Regions from separate parts of the Homo sapiens genome. Here region 1 is linked to region 2. Evidence: chromatin loops called from intact Hi-C (ENCODE). Cell type or tissue: adrenal gland. All regions are shown on one strand. Each heading gives the region's core, and the rest is flanking DNA. Links, peaks and the distances in the headings are about the cores only.

Evidence for each region. Hi-C counts contacts between places; a loop is a spot of excess contacts. Peaks named below come from ENCODE experiments on the same cell type or tissue, not always from the same donor. Only the 100,000 strongest peaks of a DNase experiment are listed, where the experiment ranks them.
Region 1: a loop joins it to region 2, with 2.2 times the contacts of the local background. A loop is called at or near these places in 33 of 110 quality-filtered maps.

The regions. Positions count from the first base shown.
Region 1 is chr11:8,220,948-8,231,143 of GRCh38, forward strand. It overlaps LMO1 (LIM domain only 1), which reads right to left. Exons shown (of 4, transcript NM_002315.3): 2 at 9,344-9,557; 3 at 6,028-6,153; 4 at 3,362-3,774. The coding sequence ends at 3,669. LOC105376536 (a long non-coding RNA gene) reads left to right here and starts at 8,934. Exons shown (of 4, transcript XR_007062582.1): 1 at 8,934-9,023; 2 at 10,057-10,137. RefSeq lists enhancers at 1,531-2,032, 6,201-6,861. In adrenal gland, for the core only: CTCF peaks have their summits at 4,801 (motif pointing right) and 5,000; a DNase peak (open chromatin) is centred at 4,804.
Region 2 is chr11:8,324,609-8,334,804 of GRCh38, forward strand. No RefSeq gene overlaps it. Among named protein-coding and RNA genes, the nearest start is that of LMO1, 66 kb to the left of the region's middle. RefSeq lists enhancers at 1,220-1,805, 4,194-4,488. In adrenal gland, for the core only: CTCF peaks have their summits at 4,318 (motif pointing right) and 4,517; a DNase peak (open chromatin) is centred at 4,443; H3K27ac peaks cover 383 bases.

The DNA.
Region 1 (10,196 bases), core at 3,498-5,997, 100 kb before region 2:
GAGTGTTGTGCAGCTTGGGCATCTGAAGAGAGGGAGAAACTGGTGTTTGGGGGAACCCTGGCACACAAGAGACTTTCCATCAACTCGCATGAAGGAGAAGGACGCTGCCCTAGAATAAAAACCCTGGCCATGAATGGTCTCTGACAGCTTTAAGGGAAAGAGCAATTGTCTCCTTGTAGAGATGAGATCTCCCAGGCAGGAATGTCATGTGGATTCTGCCTGTGGCCTCCACATGTCTCATGTTGTGGGGGAAGGTTTCTGGGAGCAGGCCCAGGAGGAGACAGGATTCATAGGAGATTTCATGATGGGCTCTGCAGCAGTGTTAAGATTGGAATCAAACTTCTTTCCAAACATGGGCTGTGCAGTCCAGCTTCAGGCCAAGGAGTGGGAGCATAAGCAGGTGCCATATTTCATGGGATCAGGCCCCCTGTTAGAGTATCTCTTCCCCAGGCCACCAAGGAAGGCAGGGAGAGGGGATGACGTCCCATGATCTGGTTGGAGGAAGGGGAGATTTGTGCACAGCTATGGTTCAATGCCGGCCCACATTCCCCACTGCCCACATGCCCCAGGCTGAGGTGCGAGCTGCGGCAGCATGTAACAGTTCATGCTCAGCTCTCCCTCCCCGCACCAGTCATCTGTGGTGGGTGCAGCCCCCAAGGAGAGCCAAGCCCAGACCATTCATGCCCTACACTTAACCAAGTTTCTCCTTTGCAGTGACCGGGGAGGAATTCAGGCTTCTCCCGTGTCACCCCTGGGTGTTCCTGGGTGTTGTGAATTCTCTCCAGGTGCATAATCACCAGACCTTGGTAGCCATTCCTGCCCCACCCTAGTTGCTCTGTTACAGAGTGAGCTTGGTCTCTCTCTGCTTCCCCCCTACCCTCTTATCAGTTTCACGCTTGCTAAGATGAGGCCCCTGTGGCCTCTTCTTGGGGGTATCTGTGGGCTGACACTGGACTTTCTGGGTGAGGGTCTCCTACTCAGTATCTCATGATGTCCGTGATGCTGACTGTAGCTCATGTAACCACAGCACTTCATAGTGCAGATCTGGGGCCCGTGGCTGACCTGGGAATCAGATCATCCCCATTTCCCAGATGAGGATGGTGAGAGAGCAATAACTGGGTCCATGATGCCAGACTTGGCAAATTCCGTGCCATGTTGAGCTGGGGAAGCCCGTTGACAAGGTCTGGGGTAGGCAAGGTGGGGCTGGGGTCGTCTTAGAAGGCCAGCTCTGTTCTTGGGGGCTTGCAAACCCCGCCTGCCTGAGTTTCACTCTATCTCATTGTGAGTGAATTCATTGTTGTGCAACCTAGAGTGGTGAGACAAGTTAATTACATAATTACTGCAAAATCACATGTTATTTCATGGCTGCAATATGGTAACTCTGTTGGAAACAATTGTAATTGCCCAGAAACTGCATTCGAGTGGCTCCGTTATCTCTTGATAACCATGTAATTAACTTGTATTATAACTTTATCTCCAGCAAACTCTGAAGTAAGAGTTGGGGCCCTTGGGTTGGGCACAGCCATCCTAGACCTAAGGGTCCAGGGAGAGTCTGGCACTGGGGACTCTGCTACAATGCAGGAAAATCATTTGCTTTTTCAGGTTGAGAAAGAAAATTCCTCATTATAAACTCCAGCCCTCTGTGTCTCTCCTCACGCAAACCCCTTCACAATCCCATGTGCTCACATACAGACAGCTCCCAGTTTCACCGTCCCCTTGGACCCATGGCTCACACAAACACCCACTGCAGCCAGCTCCACTGGCCTTTGCCTCTCTTCTCGCACATACAGGGTGCAGCTCCTTCACAGAAACTGGATGCCCCCAAAGTTGAGAACTTCTGCCCCAAGATCCTCGGCCCTAGCAATCCCTTTTCAGAAACTGGGCCAATGACCACAAAACCACAACTTGGAGAGGTAGCCTCCTGCAAGCCCCCAGGAGTGCCCAGCCATCCTTTCACTTTCAAGTAGAGGAGTAGGCCTGGGGAGGGTGAGGTGCGAATCCAGCCTAGCCCAGCCCAGCCCAGCCCATTCCCTGCCCAGGAGCAGGCAGGGCTTGAGGCAATAGTCTGACTCCCTCTGCCCTGGGCTGTGGGCTGTGGGCTGTGGGCTGTGGGCTGTGGGCTGTGGGCTGTGGCTAGGGTGAAAATAGCCCCTGGGAAGGAGGAGGGAGTGGCCTGATAGTGAAGGAGCCTGTCCATGCAACTTTTTCTGTCTAGGTTGGGGATTCAAGAAGCCTCTGTTTTTAATATTGCCCAGCGAGAAGGTATCTTTACAGTTCCAGGCTTTGTGCTTGGCACTGTGGCTGCAGCCAAGACCAAGACAGCATCCCTGCTGCCTTGAGTAAATCTAGCTCGGCGGGGGAGGTGGAAAACGCCCTGGTGTCTGCCTGTCTGCTGCAGTTCTGGCTGGAGCTGAGTGATGGGGCTTGACCACCTCCACCTCTCCTGCCTGTCTCTGCCTACACACTTGTCTACTTGTGTGTCCATCCTTCCTGCCTGCAGCACATGTCTGTCTGACCGTATGTCCATTGACTTGTCCATCTATGACTTTCTTAAGTCATCACAAATGGCCTTGTGTCCCCCAGAGGGAACTGGCCTGTCCCAGGTCTCCGCATAGCATTCCGTCCTCACAATGATGTGCTTTGTTTTCCTGGCTTTCCCCGCAACATGGCTTCTGCTTTCCATCCCCACAGCAAGCTCCCCAAGGGCAGGGACGGTGTCTGATCTATGATTCATCCTCACATCTGATTTGCTCCAGGACACCCCCGGTTGCAGCATGGGATTGAGACACAGAGTCTATTGAGGTTTGCTGACTGAATAAATGGATGCCTCCAGACTGCATGGGCTGAGTCGAAAGGAAACAGGATTTTTCTTGCTCACTCAGAAGAGCAGAAAGCTGGGCCCCAGCTGCTGGGCAGAGACAACAAGTGCTGTCTGTCACCCTAAAAGGGAAGAGAGGTTTCAGCATGGTGCTCCCATGGCAGAGGACACAAGATTTGTGGTCCTACTGGGGAAAAGGTCAGAGCTGGGTCCCCATCTGTGCAGTCAGTCTGGGGTCTCAACAGAGGGGATGGAACACAGGGTAGGGAAGGCTTCATCTTGCCCCTCTTCTTAGGGACCTACTCAGGGCCAGAGTGTGTGCTCTCCCAGAGGGAAGATACCCCAGGTCTCACCTCTGGCTGGGGCTGGAGGCTCTGAGTTGTCTCCTTCCTCCCAGCTTCTTCCCCTAAAGCCAGCCTTTTGCTCCCCTGCCCAGCAACAGCACATGCTGGAGGCCCCTACCCTGCTCTGTGCCCTGCCCTTGAGAGGCAGAGGGGAGGGGCCCCAGGTCTGTGTCAGTCATGTGAACAACGCAGAGTAACCTCCCGGAAACATTCATAAGTTTAATCCACGCCAGTAATAAAATCGCATTACATTTCTCATAAAATAAATGTTCCCATTTATATACAGAAGACAGACTGTACAGGCCCGGCCTGGCCCCAGGAGGGGTCACACACAGACGGGCGGTGGTGGAGGAGGAAGGGCCATCCCTCCCATCGAGGACGGAGAAGTTCTAATGTGGCAGGAGAGCGGCTGGCCAGCCTGCACTGGTAGAGTGGCTGGCTGGCCGGCCAGGCAGGTGGGCAGGCGGGCAGATGGACAGACGGGCCTGGAGGCCAGGCGCCGGGCGTTACTGAACTTGGGATTCAAAGGTGCCATTGAGCTGCCCTTCCTCATAGTCCATCTGACACAAGATCATGTTGTTCTTCAGGAAGAATTTGTCTCCCACACAAAATCTAGAAAATCCAAGCGAGAGAGAGAAGCCATGGGAAGGTCCCAGTGGGTAAGGGGGGGGCTGCAGACAGAAGCCGGCCTGGCCTATGAGGTGAGCTATGTGGGAGGTGGTGGGGGGAGTTTGTTCCTTGAACCTTCCAGAGGGAACTGCCAAAAGTCCCCACAGCACACCTGGGCAATTCCCCCAGGCCAGCCCCAACCTTGGCCAGGCCCTGTAGCCTGAGGTGGTAGGACAGACAGACAGTTGGGCCACAGGCTTCCATAGTCAGGTCTCCTGTGTTGGTGAGTGTAGGGTTAGGGGGGTTGGTGGAGAGGTGCAGGAACAGCCTACCCCAGTCCCAGAGAGGGAGAAAGGGAAAGCACAAACAGAAAAAGACCAAGTGGGGAGACAGATGGAGAAAGGCAGAGATGGGGCCGGGTGTGGTGGCTCACACCTGTAATCCCAACACTTTGGGAGGCTGAGGTGGGTGGATCACGAAGTCAGGAGTTTAAGACCAGCCTGGCCAAGGTGGTGAAACCCCATCTCTACTAAAAATACAAAAAAATTTAGCTGGTGGGCATCTGTAATCCCATCTACTCGGGAGGCTGAGGCAGAGGATTGCTTGAACCCAGGAGGCGGAAGTTGCAGTGAGCCGAGATCACGCCACCACACTCCAACCTGGGCGACAGAGTAAGACTCCATCTCAAAAAAAAAAAAAAAAAAAAAAAAAAAAGGCAGAGATGGGTAAGGAAGGAGGGATAAAATGGTTGTTTTTTCCATCCGTCTATCCCTCTCCCCAATTTAAGAGGATGGCTCAGTACAGGGCATTCTTCCTCTAAACAAAATTGATAAGTTACCTAGAGCATCCTTCTAGGAGGTAACCCCGTTCCACTATCTCCTCTCCTACCGAAGGAAGGCCCTTCATTGGTCTCCTAGTCCTCCCCAAGTAAGGGAAGATTCCGGTCCTTTCCCTAAAGATGTCCCCAGGGTGGGTGAAGCCTTTAGTGAGACCCCAAGATCGCTGGCCTAGTTCCAGCAGATCCCAGTTCAACCACCAGGTGGCGCTGTAAGTTCACTGAGCCCTCCTAACAGCAGGTCCGGCCAGAGCCCCCAGCCAGACCAGCGTTCCCTGTAGGTCCCTCTGAACCTCACTTCAGGGAGCACTTGTATGCGTTCCTACCTGACCTGGGGGCTCCTGAGAAGAGCGCCTGCCTTCTGGTGCTAGGCCCCAGCCAGGGCTGAAGGGCTCTGGCTCCTTAGGTCCCCAGGGACTCCCACAGGGCTAGGGCACAGAGTTGGGGCCAAGAGACCAGAAAATAGGCTGGGCTGGAACCAGAATCACAAGGGCTGGGTGAGGAGAGAGTGGCCACTCCCTGAGGGGACTTTGCCCTCCAGATTTGGGAACCCCTTCTCACTGGAACATACATGCACACACATGCACATACTATACACTGGGTACGGGGGTGGGAGGATACGTTATCCCATGCACATGCACGTTTCAAACACGTATACAGGCTGGGCGCGGTGGCTCACACCTGTAATCCCAGCAATCTGGGAGGCTGAGGTGGGCAGATAACCTGAGATCAGGAGTTCAAGACCAGCCTGGCCAACATGGTGAAACCCCGTCTCTACTAAAAATATAAAAATAAAAATAAAAATAAAAATTAGCCAGGCGTGGTGGCACACGCCTGTAGTCCCAGCTACTTGGGAGGTTGAGGCAGGAGAATCACTTGAACCCGGGAGGCAGAGGTTGCCGTGAGCCAAGATTGTGAGATCACACCACTGCACCCCAGCCTGGGCAACAGAGTGAGACTATCTCAAAAAATAAAATATGTATACACACATGCATACTCACCTCATCATGCATGCACGTTGCACATACACATACACCCCCAGACATTTAAAAACACATGTACAAATGCATATTAATTCCATCATGCACATGTGCCCACTTGTACATTTCCAAATACACATGCATGCACATGCACACTCAACTATGCATACACAGTAAACTCATGCACGCCTTCATTATATTCACACAGAAATGTGCCACACAGATGTGCACACCCAATATTAAAGTGCACACATTTGGCTACCGAGCTTACACACACATAAAACACATAAAGCACATGCACGCTCATAACCTGCACGCACCACCACATACACACACGCAACCCGCATTTGCGTGCACGCCTCCGCCGTGCTCCTGGCCCATCCCAGCAGGCCTCAGGCTGGCGTCTGGGGAGTGTGTTGGGTCGGCCAGTCCAGCACTGACCTCTGGTTGCAGAGCTGGCAGGCGAAGCAGTCGAGGTGATACACGTTGTCCCGGGCCCGCATCACCATCTCGAAGGCTGGGATCAGCTTGCTGCAAGCAGCACAGTTCCCTGTGGTGCCAAAGAGCCTGCCGAGGGAAGGGCGCAGAGGACTCAGCAGCATTCTGGGAAGCTGGGTGGGCAGGGGGAAAGGAGTTGCCTCCATCCAGGGTCCTTCCCATACTCCAACTTGTGGGCTCAGCAGGTGGGCTCAGGCAATAGGATAAGAGCACTGAGGGCAGCATCTAGATTCTGCCCAGAGATCAGGCTGCCAATAAATCAGCACATCCCCTTCCAGGGAGGGTGTGTAGGGGGTCAGGAGTTGGCTGCCACTGCCCATCCCAAGGCCCCCTCCCAGGCTCCCACAAGGGTCCTCAAGCCCTGGAGCCACCAAGAGAATCCTAGGCTGGGCCCTGAGCAAGCCTGAATTTCAGGGGCAGACTGAATCTTGGGTTGTGTGCCCTCAGGCAAGTCAGTGAGTCTCTCTGAGCCTCATTTACCTCATCTGTAAAACAAAGCCTGAAACACACCCTTTATGGGGTAGTTGTGAAACCTGTTGTAAATTCTCAGTCACAACTCACTAAGCAACCACCTAGGTAGTGTTCACTATGTGTCAGCCACTAATCTAAGAGCTTTACAAAGATAAACGCTTAATCCTCACAACAAACCTAGGAGGTGGTACTATTATTATTCCCCATTTTAAAGATTTAAAATATGAGTCACAGAGAAACAACTTGGACAGTCACAGGGCCTTGGTCCAGAAGGCGTGCTCTAAACCACTGCATGACATGCTTTTCCCACCTTTAACATTACAGTGTTTATTATTTGATTTTTAAAAATAGAGATGGGGTCTCACTATATTGGCCAGGCTGCTCTCGAACTCCTGGCCTCAACTGATCCTCCTGCCTTGGCCTCCCAAAGTGCTGGGACTACAGGTGTGAGCCACTGTGCCTTGCCAAAATTAAAGTGTTTTATTAAATCTTTTTTCCATGACAAACTCACTGTGTTACTTGCCTAAGTCCCTTTTTTTCTTTCTCTGAACCTCAGTTTATCCTTCTGTAAAATAGGGATGGATGATCCTATTCAAAGATGCTGTAAAACAGAACTGATGCCCAAAGGAAGCGCCAAGGACATCTGGCACAAATGCCTCTTTGAGGCAGGCACCCCTCCTCTTAGCTGCTGGCTGTAAAGCTCTAGGGACAGGGAGTTTACTCCCTCCCCATGCAGGCCAGCCCTTGGCTGGATGTCCCAATGGTCTGAGCCATCCCGGCTCCTCCTTGCTTCTTTCCTGCACACAGACAGAGCAAGCCCCAAGTGAGGCAAGGAGGCTGAGAAGAGGGTGGGGGGCCCCTTTAATCCCCGATTTGTCCAGCTCAAACTCAGGCGCCTGCAGATGAGCTTGGCTCCATTATTCATCAGCTTGAGCTGCCTGGTGGCTCAGATTAAGGCAGACAAAGGCTAGGCCACAGCATCTGCCTGCCAAGAGGGGCTTTTCTTGCCATCGGCCCAGGAACAGTTGCTGCAGAGGGCGCAGGCTCTGGACAGCCATTCTCCAGGCCTGAGCAGCTCAAGGAAGCCACGCTCGCATCCCAGCCCACTGGTCTAGCTGGTCCTACAGTCACTCCTTGCCTCTGCCAGAGCAAAAAAAAAAAAAAAAATTACCTTCCATCCCTAGTAGCTGGCAGGGCCCTATATGCTTGAGGGTGCTTTTTCCTGATAAGCCCATCCTACACTGTGGGCCTCTCTCTCCAAGTCCTGTGAACCCATCAGATGGTCTGCCACATCGTCCTAACCTGGTAGAGTCAGCCCCCAGGTGATGCCCTAAACCTCCAGACATGGAGGCCCCTTCTAGGTCCTCAAGGGGTGAATCCCCAGGAACATTCTTTTCTTTTTTGAGACAGGGTCTTGCTCTGGCACCCAAGCTGGAGTACAGTGGCGCAATCACAGCTCACTGCAGCCTCAAACATCTGGGCTCAAGCAATCCTTCCACTTCAGCCTCCTGAGTAGTTGGGACTACAGGCATGCAGCCACTACACCTGGCTAATTTTTTTTTTTTTTAGAAACGGGGTTTCACCATGTTGCCCAGGGTTGGTCTCGAACTCCTGAGCTGGAGTGACGTGCCTGCCTCGGCCTCCCAAAGTGCTGGAGTTACAGGCATAAGCCACCGCGCCTAGCCTGAACATTCTTCCTTAACCCCTGCTTCTGGTCTCAGCCTCTCCCCTCCAGCCCTGGCAAGGAGCACTAAGTCACAGCTTCTGTTTTACTGCATCACTTTTAAATGCAGGTGTTAAAAGGGGCAGGCAGGTCAGTCAAAGGATCTTTGGGGAATTGAGGGAGCTTCCACTGATAACCTCCCCCTTGCAACATGCCCAGACCTGGGCAGAGGGAGCCCCATGAAGCCCTTGCCCCGACCTGTTAATTAATGCGATGAGCCCTCCTTCCCCACAAGCCCGGCAACCATCCAGCAGCCTGCGACAGAGCCAAATGCAGGTGCTGGGTCTCAGCCAAGGCCCTGCTTTGTGGCCTCCTTCCAGCCTTGCTGATGTCATAAATGGCCTCAGGGAGGGTTAATTGGGGGAGGTGGCCCCAGGGAATAGGATCCAAATTGTAGGGAGGGTGAGTTAGAGCTCAGAGGAATGCAAGGCAGGGAAGCATCATTCTTTCACCCTTCACGGGGAAGTAAACTGAGGCTGGGAGAAGATTAGGAGCCAAAGGCTCACAGCTAGTTCCAACCCAGGTCTTGAAGCTCCAGCATCAGTGGCCCTGCTCCTAGGATATGGCTGCCTGCCAGTTTCCCTGGGCAAATGGATGCCTGCTCCCAAGGACCATCTAGAAAGGAAAGTTGGACACTGGGAGATGGAAAGAGACTGCATTAGGGAGGAGGGTCCTGGGGAAGTCAAAGCTTCCACACCTGTTCTCAAAGCCCCTCTGAGGTATCCCCTCCCAGATTCCAGATCAGGTGGGTCAGAAGCACCTGGCCAAGGCAGGGGGGCGGAGCCAGACTGGGGCCCTCGGAAAGCTTAACTTAGGGGCCCCAGGTTACAAATGCCTGCCCTGGACTTGTGCTGGGTACCGAGTCCAAGGGCATAACGACCTGGGCCTTCCCCTCAGGTGACTTCTCAGGTATCTGGGGCAAGCAGGGCAGGGGCAGGACAGTCAAGAATGAGAGGACACACAGGGTACTGGGTCTAGGGCCGGGGGCACAGTCACGCTGGGGCTGAGGATGGGGAGCTTTCTGAGCAGGACAAGGGCTTGGGAGGCCAGGGTTTGGCAGCCCACCTCAGGTAGTCGCGTCGGCACAGGATGAGGTTGGCCTTGGTGTAGAGGGTGGAGCCCACCTCGCCCAGGCGGCAGTCACAGCAGGCACACTTGAGGCAGTCTTCGTGCCAGTACTTGTCCAATGCCTTCAGCAGATAGCGGTCCTTGATCTTGCGGTTACAGCCCGCACAGCCCTTCTGCTTCCCTTTGGGCTGGACGGAGAGCATCGGCACGCCTGCAGACGGACAGACAGACAGCAACGCAGGATGGGCCCCGTAGCTCTGGGCCTCAAGGAATATCCCCCAAGAATGGGGAGCTCACTGCTTCTCTCTGCTGCCCCCTCTAGGTTTGGGGCTCCCAGGAGCCCTCGCTTTCTCCCCAATAACCTCCTCCCCTGGCTCCGGGTCCTGCCCTTTGGGCTACATGGCACAGCCTGTTTCCCTGGCCCTGTGAAGGTCCCTCCAGAGGCTGCTCTGCTCCAAGGCACACACAGACCCCAGGCCTGGCCTCCCTGAGTTGTTCCTCCCTACCATGGCCTCTATCCCCTGTGCGGTCTCATCCGGAGTAAGCCTGAAGCTCGTCTTGTGAAGCCACCATCACATTGGCTCTTTCAGCAATAAGCCTAAGAAATGTAGTCTCCTCAGGCCCACGAGGTCCTCTAGAACCCCCAGATCTTTGTGCCAACTCGTCTTTCTCCAGCTGAAGTGCTACAGCCTCTTGGTCTATCCATGTAGAGCTGTGATGGCATCAAGAAGGAAGTGAGACGCCCCTGGGACACTCCCAGGAGGGAGCAGAGGCTCTGGGGCTCCTGGCAGGTAAGCGGAGGCAGCTGGCAGGGCCTGGCTGGGGCTCCCCTTGGGAATGCTTCAGGCGG
Region 2 (10,196 bases), core at 2,841-5,340:
TGACTCCAGGAATTAAGAGTTGGAGGTTTGGCTATGCCACTTACCCCTGTGGGACATTGGGCAAGTTATTTAACCTCTGAACTTCTGACTCCTTGTCTACAAAAGGGGGACAGTAATAGCACCAACTTCATGGTACCATCGTGAGGATTAAATTAAATAAATCTCCAAATTTGTAGTGCAGAGCTATTGGATAATGATAATAATAAAAGCAACTAACACTTTTTATTGTGCTTACTTTGTGCTAGGTACTATTCTCAGTGCTTTCCTTCCATATCAGTGTGTTTAGTTCCCATCACTATAAGACAGGTCCTACTCTTATGTCCATTTTACAGATGGAGAAGTTGAGGCTCTGAGCCAAGAAGAACTTGCCCCAAATCATATAGCTGGTAAACGGAAGAAGCAGGCTACCCAGGTAGTCTGGCTTCAAGATCTTCGTTCATAATCATTGTACTATTCTGCCTTGTTTGTTAAAATAAGTGCTCAGTAAGATGACAGTTGTTTTTTTTTCTTTTTTTCTTTTCGTTTTTTTTTTTTTTTTTTTTTTTGAAACAGAGTCTCACCCGGGCTACAGTGCAGTGGCACAATCTTTGCTCACCACAGTCTCAAACTCCTGGGCTCAAGCAGTCTTCCTACCTCAGCCTCCTGAGTAGCTAGGATTACAGGTGCACACCATCATGCCCAGCTAATTTGTGTATTCTTTTTGTAGAGACAGAGGTCTCACTTTGTGCTTAAGCTGGTCTCAAACTCTTGGGTTCAAGCAATCCTCCTGCTTCGGCCTCCCAGAGTTCTGGGATTACAGGAGTGAGCCACCATGCCTGGCTTATTTTTCTATTTTTAAAAATTATTTTTCTTTCACACACATGCCCACACTCCTGTACTCATCATCACATACATATATCTATTTGTGAGCCTCTCAGCTGAGAACTTGCCTTCCGAGGCAATGGAAGTTCAGGGGCCCGGGATCATGTTAGAAAGGTCACTTCTTGGGAACATGGGCCTGGTAAGGACATAGAATAGCCAGAGCCAGGCTGCTGCAGCCAGAGGATGCCCACGCCCCTCCCACCAGGCCAACAAAGGGCATGCACAGAAGCCAGAAAACAGAGGGGGGGGCCTGGCTCTCAGCTAAGCCCATTGCAAGCAGCAAGTGGTCCCTGGTGTCACATGAGGGCAGGCCAGGCAGCCCGGCTTTACCAGTGGGAACTGGGTTTCCTAATTCCAGAAGGTTGGCCAAGAACAACCCACGCCCTTCCTTACTCTGTGGTATGATTCAGGGGCAAAAGACCTGCATGCAGGCTCCTGGGAGAGGGGAAGAGAAGGCAGTTGTGAACTATTCCCTGGGATCCCAGCTGAGTGGTCCTCTGGCCCCGCTTCCAACCTCCAGTGATAGGGAGCCTACATCCTCCTGGGGTGGCTGTGATAATGTCATTCATCAGCCCAGCAACACCATCCACCTGACTGTAGCTCCTCCCTTCAGAGTCTAAGCAGGCCCCTTGAAGCCTCCCAGGGCTTGTGGAATCCTTATGCAACCCGGCACTCAACGACCCTCCTCCCTGACAACCAGGTTTGGCCTGCTCCAGGCCAACACCCCGCCTTGCTTTCCCATCTGCTCAGACCACCTCAACCAGGTCCCTCCTACAGCAATCGGACCTGGGACGGGGTCCTGAAGACAGCAGTTTGTTGGAGTCAATAAGAGACAATTGGAAAATATTCAGGAATTTTTTGAGTCAGTTATTAAACTATTAGTTGTTTAAAATCTGCCACTGTGGGGGCATTTACATCAAGGAAATTGGCAAACACTGTAAACCAGGACCTTTTCCCCACCTGGAGAACTGATTTAGTAGCATGCCACTGCCCCATTCCCATAGCCCAAGTGTTTGGAAAGGTCTAGGGGATTTTGTGTGGGTGTGTGCGTGTGTGTGTGTGTGTGTGCATGTGTATGTGCCTGTGTGTGTTTGCTTTTGTGGGTGTCCCTGTATGGATCTGTTTACGTACATACATGAGCATGCACGAAGTGCATGTGCATTTGTGTGTCCCTGTTTGTGTTCTGACAGAGTGGATTCTCTATGGCAAGAATTTCCCATCATAGGGGAATTGTCCCCTAGAGGTCTAGCAAGGAGCTCAGCACAGAGAGCCTGCCCTGTGATGGCACAGGCTTTCTTCAGCCATCCATGGGGGTCTTGGTCCCCACCGTAATTGTATAGTAAAAGGCTGGGGCTTCTGCGGAAAGAAATCCAGTCGCGGCTCCAGAGTCACAGCACCTGGTCCAGTAGCCACTTGCTACCTCTGTTCACCAGCTGTGTTCTGATGCATTTGGTTGTTATCTGATGTTTAAATCCTCACGGGAAACAAAGTTTGGTCCTTTTGGAAAGTCTTAAATAGAAAGCAGTTTAAAACCAGCAACAACAACTACTGGAGGTTAGTGAAGGGATAACCTGTAGTTTTCCAAGTCAAATGGTGTTCATAGTGAATCCAGAACAGATCAGTGAGGAGGCAGAAATGGAGGGCCTGTTTCTATGTGGCTCTGTTCACTACGACAGGTGGGGACAGGCCAGGACTCAGCTGAGCCAGGCACTTGTGGAACGAAGTGGGAACTTTTTCTCTCAGTCAAAAAAGTTACCAGGTACACCTGGGGGCGTCTGCAAATGGGAGGGACAATGAGTAAGTCAGAGTGCCGTGTCCCCCATGCTGGCCACACACAGCAGGTGCTCAGTAAATGTTTTCAGTAATATTGTTTTATTTGGGAACTTTTTTCCTAGAGAAAGAAAAAATAAAACCTGAGGTGTCTGCATACCTTGGGTCCCCTGGACCCTGGTCGGATCCCAAGATGTAAAGACAAGGACCCAGGCCCCTCTTCCCCTTCCCATCTTCCCGAAGGCCTGAGAAGGACTTTGTTGCTTTGGTCCCAAAGGAAAGAAGCCAGGGAAGGCTTCTACTTGCAGAAAGGATGACTAGAAGGGTACGGATCTCAGGCTAAGGCCCATTCACTCTCTAATCCTAACTGGCCACTCTTTTTGGGAACTCTCAGAGAAGTTGGTTGTAAACTTTCTGAGAAAGAGAGTGGGGCCATAGCTGACCACCAGCTGGACCAGCCCTCCTGGCCTTAGCAGCTGTCCTCAGCGGCACTTGGATGGGCTTGGCTCTGCCTCCAATCCCTTGCCAACCCAGGACACGACAGCACATTCGGCTCACTGGAGCCACTGATAAAGGAGGCTACTTGGGAGGAACCAATCCAGGGACCACAAACTAGAGGCTTGGCTTCCTAGTGCTGGGCAGCTGCTCTCTGGCAGAATTCTAGGGGTTCCCCCAACCCCTGAGATGACTCAGAATGTGGGGAAAGGGAAGGGGAGTGGCAAATAAAGACACTTACCCCAAGCTGTTATCTGCTTTGCATAATGGGCTTATACAAAAGATTTGTTTTGAAAAAGGGTTTGGCCACTTTTTAAAACCTGCAAGTCATTAGTCTAGGAGTGGCAATCCTCACTGCATTGTGTAAGCTGGTTAATAACCCATAGGGGATTCCACATGTGTGTGAGGGGGTAGGGGTTGTATGCATTTTGTGAAAGAGTCTCAGGCGGTTCTCATATGCCCTGTTTGAGAACCAGTAGCCTAGTGGTTCAGAGAAGGCTGAGCTGGACAGGTACCAAGGACAGGACAAACATGCCCTTTCTGTCTGCCCACACTATCTTCCTGTGACTGATCTGTGGGCTCAGAGGCCTGCCTGCATGTCTTGGGTTTACATGAGGTGCTGTCCTGGTGGCCCGGGCGAGGCTTTCCTAGGATTACAGGTGCAGCATGTCCAGGCTGGGAAGGGGTGGTTGGAACCGTCCCCTGTCCCTCAGGCATGCCACTCAGAGGCTAAAGGAGAAGAAGAGAGCTCTCTGCAACCCCAAGAGGACAGGGAGTCCTCTCAGCATGGCTGGGGCCACAGAGATGCCTCTGAAAGACAGGGAAGTGGGGTCCCTGGAGAGGGTGACGCCACTCCTCGTATTTCTCATCTCCCCTTCCATCCACATTCTCAGTGCTTTGTGATTTGGAACTGACAAGAAGGGGATCCCTGAGACAAAGGGAGGATGAGGGGCTGCCCTGGAGGAGGCTGTGTCCAAGGTTGGTGCCAGGCCCTTCCTAGAGCCTATCGGCCTCACCTGCCCCTCACCACCCGCAGTCCCTTTTCCCCATATCTTCTTCCTAGGCTGGGCCTAGGTGTGCCCCCCACCCCCTCCCCATCCTCTCTGCTCACTCCTGGCCTGGCACAAGTCTTCCTTCCCTGTTCTGCCCCTGTTCCTGTGTGGCTCTGCCCACCTGCCCAGGGTGAGCCTGTGCCAGAAGCCCAGGTCCTCTAGGGGGCGGCAGAGAGAGCACAGGCTGAGCAGCCGATGATTCATTTGTGTCCCTGAATTGGGACAATCCAATGGCCTCTCCGGGCCTCCGTTTTTACACTTGCTTGTGGGGGAGGTGACTCACCGGCCTCTCCCTGTCAGAGGCACTGCTGCAGCTGAGCCGCTGCAGAGAACCTAAGCGGGAGGTGGGAAGGACTGTAGGAGGGTGAGCAGTGGCAAAGCCTGGCCAGGCAAGTGTGCTGGGGACAGCCACTGTTCAGCACCCCCACCCCAGGACGGCAGACCAGCGGCTACAGCCAGGCCAGGACGGCATGCTGGTGTCCGGTGGCCTGGGTCCTAGCCCTGGGCACTTGGTCACTGAGAACCAGGCAGCACTCTGTGCCAGGAGGAGCCCAGCACCCCGGGGGCCTCGAGTGCCCACTCGAGAACTGCCTCTCTTCCCTCCACCCCTGCCTGCATTTTCTCAGCTCTGTCTGACTTTAGGGCTAATAGATTTGGGATTTCTCTTTGTAAAGAAATACAACCCCAGCGCACAGGGGCCGGGAGGTCCCCAGCCCATCCAGGTTCCCAGAATCTTACATCCTCTTTGCCTCTCCCCTGGGGAGGGTTGGAGTTTGGGTCCAGGGGAGGTAGCTGGCCCTGCCCTGGAGCGCTAGGAAGTCAAGGAGGCTGGAGGGCCTGGCCTCTGCCATGCTACACCAGGAGGCCCAGAGGGGTTTATTTGGATTTTTTTTAATTATCATTTTTCACTTTTTTTCTCCTCATGAAAAAATTTTAATACACACAGTAAATTAAGCCTGGAAAAAGGGAGGGGGGCACATTTCATCTTTAATCTATTTACTTCTGAATATTTAACATACAATTCTGGCACCAATCACCAAATTTAACTGGAAAATTACTCACTAATCTGTTTGCTTATTTGGAATAATTGGGTCGGCTGCCAGCGCGAGGATTTCCCCCCCCCCCAGTTTAATATCTCAGTTAGTAGTCCAATTTCAGCTTGGCGGCATAATTACTCTGACAGAGCTGTAGCCACGGGGCCTGTGAGTGGGGCTGCTTTTAAACCGTAAATTATGAAGGATTAGCATTTATGAATTTTAAATCAGGGCTGGGGTAGGAGACACTAAAGCTGCTTAACGCTGGGGAACAGCAGCCTCCACTCAGTAGCAGAAGCCGTAACCCTTCCGCTCCCAGGACGGGCCATAGGACGTGGGAACCCGAGACGCAGGAAGTGGTGACCTGTGGGACACGGAGCCCTAGGAGTTCGGATCACGAGGGACATGGGGAGTGGGGGATGGGAGAGAGCACTGAAGCACTGATGAAGCCCCTGGGGGCTAGAAGCCTGGGGTGATGTGGACGTGGAGCAGGTGCTTTGGCTTCTCTCCTGGTCTGTGGGCTACAGTTTCCCTCTGGGAAGCAGCAGGGTCGTTGCCCGGAGCAAGCTTCGAGTGGCAACCCAGAAGTGAGGAGGTCAATCCCCGCAGCCCCCTGCCTCCTGCCTCCACCCTCCCACCTCCCACAGGTTGGGTCTCTACTTCTCTTAAGAATCCCCATCTGCAGCTGCTAAAGTTTGCATTCTTTCTTTCTTTTTTTTTTTTTCTTTCTTAAGAATCCCCATCTGGCCGTGAGCCAGACTGACCCAGTGCCCTCCAGCTCCGAGTGTGACTTCCTGGCGTGCCCTGCTCTGCCGAGCTGGAGAAGGGCCACCATCGGTGCTCTCTCGGGTATGTGATCTAAGTTCTCACCTTCCTTCCCACTCTTCCTCCGTCCCTCCTCCCCACCCGCCCCTCTCTGGCACCATGGCATCATGGACCCTGTAAAACCAGATAGAGCCGACTTGAAATCTGGCTGTGCTCCTTATTAGCGGGGTGACCTTGGGCAAGTTACTTAACCTTTCTCAGTCTCCATCATAGTTCAGTTCAATGAAGACAGTAATTCCTACCCTGCAGGGCTACTGGGAGACTTCCGTGAAATACCGTGGGCGAAGTGCCAGGCACAGTGCTTGGCACACGGCAGGTGTTTACTGGGTCAGCCCCATGCTCTTTGGAGTCTTCCCCAAACCTGAGTCAATGCCCTGTGTCCACTGCCCTCTCTCTGTCCTCCATTCCCCCATCTCTCACAGAGCATGGGACACTTCAGCGTATGGCCTCAAGACCCAACAGGTTCTCCAGGACTGGCCCCTATCAGGAGAATCCCTCTGTCTAGGAATCTGCACCTCAGCCTGACCTTATTGGGAGTGGGAGCTGGTACCAAGGTTGGATGCTGGGCACTAGTAGCCACTAGATATAGGTCTAGGACATCTGCTGGACCACCAGAACGCTCTGGAGCCAGGCTGGCTGGGTTTGAACTCTTACTCTGCCATTCACTATCTGGGTGACCTTAACCAAGTTATTCAGCCTCTCCATGCCTCAATTTTCTAATCTGCAAAATGGGAATAATAACAAGAGTATCTCATCATGGTTCTGGTAGGAGGATTCATGAGTTCATCAGTGTACAGCATTCAGAACCACATTTGACACACAGGAAGTACTAGCTGTGCTTGTTGTCATTACTTGCTATCCTTCTGAGGGGGTGACTGTCCTCTGTGGGACCTGCCTGTTCTGAGGTTGCAGATTGATTTCCCTGGGCTTGAGATATCTCCAGATTGCCTACAAAAACAGGAGAAAAGGAGGCAGGACCTGAGTGGGTGGGACAGGACCACCTAGAACATGCTGAGGACCATTCTGGACCACATCACTCTGTGTTTGGGATCAAGCAGTCCCTACTAAAGCCAGACCTCTCTCTGTCCCATCTGCTGGCCATGGGGCCTTCCCATGATGCAGCTCTGGCCAGGGGCCTTCTGAGGTACCTGGTGGGGCAGATCCCCAGGGTCCAGGCCAGCTTGGGGGGGGGGGCAGCAGAGGCTGGAGGGCACAGGGAGAGAGCACAGGGATGCCTCAGCCCAGAGAGACCTCTCTGTGGGCCAGCCCTCCTTACCAGACTGAGGGCTTTGCCACTGCTCACCCTCCTACAGTCCTTCCCACCACCCGCTTAGGTTCTCTGCAGGGGCTCAGCTGCAGTGGTGCCTCTGACAGGGAGAGGCCGGTGAGTCACCTCCCCCATAAGCAAGTGTACAAATGGAGGCCCGGAGAGGCCATTGGATTGTTCCAATTCAGGGACACAAATGAATCATTACCAGACTGACCAAAATCTCCATCCTCCAGATCTGAGCTAGAACAGGGCAGTGGTGGCTGGAAAAGGAAGGGTGGGGGCCAGTCTAGGGACCCCAGCATGGAGGCTGAGCAAGTTGGGCCAGTCCCGGACCCAGGTGCCTGGCATTTGGGCCTGTGGACTTGCCCTCTTGGCCTCACCCTTCCTACTCCCCCTTGCTAGCCACCCAGCCCCAGCCACACTGTCCTAGACTATCATGTACACACTGTGACAAGCTGCCACTTCCTTAATGCGAGTCCTCTGGCAATTCACTTCCCCATTCTGGACCCCACTGTGCACATCTGAAAGAAGCGCAGGAGGGGCCTGCCTGCCTATGGGTCTCCAACTCAAGTGAGCGGCCTGCTGTCTCAGCAGAGTGGACACAGCATGGCACCTGCTCTCTGCAGAGGGTATCCCACAGGCCCAGGCTGGGTGAAGTTTGACTTCATGGGACATACTGGATGGATGTGGCTGCCCAGTATCATCTCCATGACCTTAGGCTTCATGTCAGGCCAAGCCCCAGCTTCAGCAACCCTGCCATGGGAACCCTGCTGGCAACGAGAGTCCTGGGGAAATGTTGCAGCCTACTTGCCACATCTGGGACTCTGTGGGCCCTCACATGGTATTAATGCTCTTTTTAAAAATGGCCTGCATGATAATTTTGCTTCAGCAAAGAAATTCTTAAGTATCCCTCCTTTTACCTCTATCGTACCCCACCCACACCATCGGCCCAGGTCATCTGGCCCTTAGGGGCCATGATTTGGTGGGGTGCGGGCGGCGGGGAATGCAGGGAGGGCAAAGGGAGAAGGAAGCACCTGCAGTGGCTGCCGTATGTGTGCATGTCCAGGCCCAGAAAAGCGCGTTCCCAGGGGCCTCACAAGATTTCTGGCGCTGCTGGTCTCCGACCACGCTAGGATGCTTGATGGATGGGAAGTGCCTGGTTTGTCGAGTCCTTGCTGGGCTTTGTGATAACTCATTATATTTCTTTCTTTACAAATTGCCCCATTAGCACTCCTGAATTGAACTGAATCATAAAGCCAGGAGCATCTCAGCCTGGGCTGAGTCTGGGCGATGAATTACCTGTGGAGCAAAGGCCTGCGTTTTGGGGAGGAGGCTGGGGGCAGCTGGCTGGTGTGGGCCCTAAATTCTGCAAGGGAAATGGGTTTGTTTTCTTTAAGCTCAAGAGAATAAAAGAGTTCTAACCAAGTCCTGCTGGATTTAAATAGCAAGATCTGCCTCGCTGCTCATTGGCTTTCAAGCTGGGGGCTCTGATCCCTATTTGAGGGGTTAAACTCTAACCCCATTAAGCCATTTATGGAAAGCTGACCACCAGGGAGGGAGGCAGCCCCTCTTCCTGCAGCCTCCCTAAACCCCACAGATTCCGAAATTGGTTGTCACTCTCAGTCAGAGGATTCTAAACAAGTAGGCGCTAATCCCCTCTGTTAAGGAGATACTTATTTTGTCTGAAAAACTTCAAAGAGCCCATGACAGACACTCAGAATCAAAATTAGCATTCCAATGAGGATTTAAAAAATAATAATTCTTACAGTTCTGCAGAAGAGAGGAGGAGAGGTGAAGTGACTGGCCCGGAGGCTGGGGGAAGGAGGAGGGGGCGAGCTCCTTTCATCTGCCCACCCCAGGAGCTCTGGGGATCTGCCCTGCTGGCTGAGATGTGGAGCTCCCTCTCCATAAAGGGGCAAAGGCTGGCCTGCAGCCTGCCCCGCCAGGGTGGGCAGGAAGTGGCCACTGCCCCAAAAGGATTGTGCAGATGAGGAATTCAAGGCTTAGAGAGGGCCGTGGTACCCTGCCCATCAGTGACTAAGCTGCAGTTGAAACCAGGTCTCTGCACCTGGGGTGGGCCTGCATGGCAGGATGGGTTGCCGGTCAGTCTGCCTGAAGGCGGCAGTGGTGTTCTCTACTGGCAGTGCTTATAGGAGATGGAGACACTGGCATGTATCCCAGGACAGGTGAGTGGCAGAGTGTGGAGCCAGCTGCCTGACCAACACCCCTGCCATGTTACAGCAGCATGAGGGAACTGCCAGAGGGCTGGGCTTCTGACACTTCCCTCCTGATGAGTCACCACTCACCCCCATGCCTGACCTGTCCCTTTGCTGGATGATTTCACCCCAGCCCCACGCCACCCCTTAACTCATCCTTCCCACCCTAGGAGGCCTCTCTAGCCCTCCCTCACCGGTGTCATCTTGGCATTTTCCTCTCTTGAGGGACCCCACTGTTCCAGATGCCCCCGGCTTCCAAGGCTGGGAGGAGCCACTCATCTCCAGACACGCTCCTCCCTCCCAGTTGCTCTGGCACCTTCCTTTCTGAAGCTGCTTAGGTACCTGCAGGGCTCCCAGGGCCCCCTTGGCTCCTGGGCCAGCTCCCCAACTTGCTCTGTTGGCTCCCGCTTGGGCTGCCAGGAAGCCAGGCGGCAGTGCCCATCAGTAGGCACAAAGCTCCCTCCTGCATCCCATGGCCAGGCTGCCCCAAACCGTTTCTGGTGTCAGCACGGCAGGGAGGACCTCATACCTTAGAGACTGACTGCCAGGACAGGGGCCATGGAAGTTCCCTGTACCCTCTGTCTTCCCTGTAGCCCCTTACCCCCAATACACACTGCTTTTCTGCAACACCTCCAAGCTCTATCCATCCCTCTCATCTACCCAGACCCCACCA